2 separate regions of the Homo sapiens genome follow, and region 1 is linked to region 2. Evidence: read pairs that join two places in POLR2A ChIA-PET (ENCODE). Cell type or tissue: IMR-90. All regions are shown on one strand.

Evidence for each region. Peaks named below come from ENCODE experiments on the same cell type or tissue, not always from the same donor. Only the 100,000 strongest peaks of a DNase experiment are listed, where the experiment ranks them.
Region 1: POLR2A ChIA-PET joins it to region 2 with 10 read pairs; 2 of 35 experiments call an interaction of 5 or more read pairs at or near these places.

Annotation. Positions count from the first base shown.
Region 1 is chr9:6,837,966-6,840,465 of GRCh38, reverse strand. All of the region lies in intron 4 of KDM4C (lysine demethylase 4C), which reads right to left. Among named protein-coding and RNA genes, the nearest start is that of KDM4C, 81 kb to the right of the region's middle. In IMR-90, no CTCF peak of the experiment used is centred here; no DNase peak of the experiment used is centred here.
Region 2 is chr9:7,171,476-7,173,975 of GRCh38, reverse strand. All of the region lies in intron 21 of KDM4C (lysine demethylase 4C), which reads right to left. Among named protein-coding and RNA genes, the nearest start is that of KDM4C, 410 kb to the right of the region's middle. In IMR-90, no CTCF peak of the experiment used is centred here; a DNase peak (open chromatin) is centred at 1,105.

The DNA.
Region 1 (2,500 bases), 330 kb after region 2:
AAGATCCCACCACTGCACTCCAGCCTGGGCGACAGAGTGAGACTCTGTCTCAAAAAAAAGACAAAAAAAAGAAAAAGAGAAAATTAGAACAAAGGCCAGGTTCAGTGGCTCGTGCCTGTAATCCTAGCATTTCAGGAGGCCAAGGCAGGCAGATAGCTTGAGCCCAGGAGTTCAAGACTAGCCAGGACAACATAGCAAAACCCCATTTCTATAAAATACACAATAATTAGCTGGGCATGGTGGCACCCGCCTGTAGCCCTAGCTACTCAGGAGGCTGAGGTAGAAAGAGCACCTTAGCCTGGGAGGTCAAGGCTGCAGTGAGCCATGATTGTGGCACTGCACTCCAGCCTGGGTGACAGAGTGAGACCTGTCTCCAAAAAAAAAGAGGAAATTATAACAGAACAGTTAGTCTCCTCAACAGCAAATGTATCATCTGTCCAGTATATCATAGCTCTTTGTAAACAATCCCCTCATAAATACTGGAATTGGTCTCATTTTTATATTTCAGCATTGTGACATGGTGTTTCTCATTAACCCATTAATGTGAAGCTTTTTATTTTTTTGAGATGGAGTCTCACTCTGTCACCCAGGCTGCAGTGCAGTGACGCGATCTCTGCTCACTGCAACCTCCACCTCCCAGGTTCAAGCGATTCTCCTGACCTCAGTCTCCTGAGTAGCTGGGATTACAGGCACATGCCACCACACCCAGCTAATTTTTATTTGTTTTAGTAGAGACAGGGTTTCACCATGTTGGCCAGGCTGGTCTCCTGACCTCAAGTGATCCTCCTGCCTCGGCCTCCAAAAGTGCTGAGATTATAGGCACGAGCCACCATGCCCAGCCACATGTCTTAATTTTTAAGTGTAAAAACACTTTAAAATTTTAAGTAAAAAACACTCATTTTTAAGAATTTTAAAAAGACAAATTTGGCCAGGCGTGGTGGCTCACACCTGTAATCCCAGCATTTTGGGAGGCCGAGGCGGGAGGATTGCTTGAGTCTGAGACTTTAAAACCAGCCTGGGTAACACAGTGGGACCCTATCTCTACCAGAAAAAAAAAAAAAAAAAAAAACTGGCCAGGTGTGGTGGCAAGCGCCTGTAGTCCCAGCTACTAGGAAAGTTGACGTGGGGGAATGGTTTGAGCCCAGGAGGTCACGGCTGCAGGGAGCAATGATGGCGCTACTGCACTCTAGCCTGGGTAACCGAGTGAGACCCTGTGTCAAAGGGAAAACAACAGACAAATTTATGCCTTTCCTCATTTGACTTGTATCATCCCGTTTTAGGACTCTTATCCAAGCCCACATTAGAAGACTTTGTCTTTAAAGAAAAGACCATCCACCAAACTCCACTACTGTGCTGGCAACTTAAAGCTAGGCTAATGTAAAATACTGCCACAAATTCATACAGCTGGAACAAGCCCTTGAAGTTTCAAAGGTAACACGCATGGAGAAAAAATAACATAAAATTTGGTTAGTTCTTTAAAGATTTCAAAATTCAATCCATTTCACACCATAGTGTATAGTCTTTTCTCCATAAAAGAAAACAGTGCCTTCTAATAACTAAATTGAAAGTTCTGGTCTACACTTTAATATAGACTGAGGATTTCCCTGGATCTTTACACAATGAGAATAGATCCGTATGCAGTACATTTTGCTTATAGTTAATCATAATGTTTGACATGATAGCTTTTTTGCTGCTTCTTTCTAAAAATGTACTCCTTAAATCTTTATTTTAAAACAAAACTATTTTCCCTTTTGCATTTTTATACACCAAATACCTACGATTTTACAGCACTGCTTTCTGTTTTAGAATTCTCAACAACAACCATCATATAGCAAGTTTTGAAAGAAAAATAATTCTGCAGTGAAAGTGCCACATAAAAAGATAAAGGCAAATATGAGTACAAAAAGGACAGAGAAAAAATGGGGAAAACGTCCAGTCAAATAAAAGACTGCAGTGAGCTTGAGACTCCCACCTTGAGTCTAGACTACTGATAGTGTGAAGTTAATGGAGTTTCCTGGTTCCAGGCAGAAATAACTCCAATCCTCTTGGGAGAAAAGAATCATACATTTAGATCCAGAATTATTCCACAAATTAACATCAAGTCTACGCATACAAGCAAAGATCACTGTGCATACCGGGAAGAAAGCCAACACTGCAGAGAGATAGCGCAAATAATGAACAAATTGTTCAGACCAGCCCCTCAAGCAGGACCACTAATATTGAGTTGTCTTATTCTGTCGTCAAGGAATAAGAAATGTTTAAAGAAATAAAAGACGGAATTGCTAAGACAAGCAAAGAAAAATAAAATATTTGGAATGTCCAGTCCAACCTGAAGGAGAGGTGAACTCCTAGAAAAGAAATATATCATTATTAAACTAAAAACTCAGTGAAAGAGTTAAATAAGAGAAACAGTTAACCAGTATTAACAAGCAAAAAAAGTAGTTAACCAGAATATAATATTTAGGACATTAACATAGTACAGTACAGAAATACAATGAGA
Region 2 (2,500 bases):
GCTCAACTACGATGCCCTAAGGTTTGGCACTGGGCCTTCTCCTCTCCACTCCTGTTCCCTGGGCCTTTGTGCCCACACCCCTGGCTTCAGTGTCTGCAGGAGATGCTCACATCTGCTCCAGCTCAGGCCTGTAAGTGCATTTCCCCAGCAGGCATCACAAAGTCCCTGTCTCAGAGGCCCTTCAAATCAACCTGTCCTAAATTGAACTGAAAGCCTTCCTTCTTCATTGCTGTCCTTCCTACATTCCATAAAAGGCACCACCATGCCCATGCACCCAGTTACATTGGCCAGAAACCTAAAGGCACTGTAGACATTTCCCCACCGTGTCCAGGATTCCTCCTGCATGTACCTTGAAGCCCTTCAGCCTTTCTTCTTGATCCTTACCCTATGGGGCAGGCCCTCACCTCTGCAAAGCACTGCAATAAATGCTGTACCTCCAACCTATTTCCCACAGTACCACTGGAAGAAAGCTCTCTAAAAGCCCTCTTATTATAAGACTCTACATGATCATATGCCCTTGCTTGTAATTTTCCAGCAACCTACTGCCTTCAAGATGACATCCCCACTCCCCAGGCTAGACCTACATAACCTGGCCAGAAGCCTGCCCCGTGCTCTGCTCAGACGGCATCAGTTGCAGGGCCTGGTCATACTTGCCTGGCTCAGGGCCCCATGCTTCTCTGTCTTTGGACACACTGTTTCATTTCTGTGAAAGTTATTCTATTCTACTGTCTCTGCCCTCGGCAAGCTTAAGGGTCCTTCTTTGGGACTCCTGTGGCCCTGACACATCCACTCAGTAAGAGGAGGGCAGTGGTAGAGGTAAGGGGCAAGTAAGTTTCTCCCCATCAGGGGAACCCCATAAAGGTGAGGATATTAGGGACTGTGTACCCAATTTTACATGTGTTCCCCACAGCAAACAATGTGGCTAGTATTTGGCTGCTGTTCAGTAAGTGTTTGCTGAGTGAGGGCATGTGGCTTTTTCTGTGATAATCAGATAAAGCCTAAAGTCTATGGTAGGCACTATTTTTGCTTCCCAATTCCCTACTATCTTGCCTCCTAAAATGCACTGGCAGCTGTTTTCACTGAGGTGGATGACTTCTGATGACATCAACACACAGCACATTTCACTGTGCTGAGACTGCTTCCCCTGGCTGCTGGCAGAGGCAGAGGTGAAAGACACTTTAGGACTTGAAAACACACGGTCCATAGTAAAGAAGAGAAAAACAAGAAAACAGCCACAAGGAAGCCTGAAAACAAAAAATGTACCGAAGCGTAAAGCTGTTCATGTTTCCAGCCAGTTCATGGGACAGTTACTCAGGGTAACAGGCCACCTCCACGGCTTCCCCCACATACCACCTAGTTTCACTAGAGAAGAAAACTAAATCATTATGGGCTGGTTGGGTTCCCTCTGCCATTAGGAGAAAACACTTTTGTTTCATTCATTCTTGGCAAAATACTTCCTCTGAGTAATCTTTCACTTGTGTAAGTGCTAAAGTTATCAAAGAAGAAAATAAAACATCTATGAAAGTGTTGCCACTGTGCAGAAACAGCAAAAGTCGGCCTCTCAAATACAATAATAAAACCGATTTACCAGGAGCTCTAGCTAATTATGCACCGTTGCTATGGTTATTCTGTGAGACAATAAAAGGTAACGGGGCTGCTTCTGAAGTGAGTGGAAAAGAACCCCACACAATCACTGAGGTGGACTGCTGGCTCTTTTGAACAGTTTCTCCCCCAGTCAGCGTGTGTCTGGGTGAGCCGAAGTCATTAAAATACAAGGCCTCCTGACAAGGGCGGCTAACCTCCATCCTTAAAAAACAAAAAAGACTTTTCTAACCATAAAACATCTTCCATCAATGAGTTTTCCAATTAGATTTGTTTTGCCAACTGGAAAAAAAATAGTAATAATCATGGACAGACTAACCAAGGGTCTGAGGGCTATGTACCAACCCAGGGGAGAAACAGGCTGGCTACGACAAGACTGTGTATGTCTTTGATTCAATAAAGGTGGCCAACAGGACTTAGTGACCGTGAGCCTTTGTTCCCTAAGATATTTTCTACTTGGCTTAGCCGCTCAGAATAGCAGGCTGCATTCAGAGTGTATGGATGTGATTTACATATTTTCACTTTTTTTTTAATTAAAAATTTTTTCAGAGAATAAAAAAAAAATTGAATGTTGGTGAGCTTGTTCAGTGAAATAGACCTTAGAAAATCCAGGACCTGTGTTCCGAGACAGCCACAGGGGAAGGCATCCTGGTATCTGAGCGAAATCTACTGTGAAACAAAGAGATTGTGATCAGAGTATGAAAGCAATGAGCTTTCTTCTCATGTGATTAAGAAACAGTATTTGAAATCTACAAGACTCAGCTGGTAGGATGCTTAGTCATACATCGATTAGAAAATGAAAGACCCAAGAGACTTTGAGAGGCTACCTACTCCACTCCCCATCCTCTAAATCTCTAGGTGCTGAAAAAGGAAAAGAAAGGAGCGGGAGGAGCTGGGA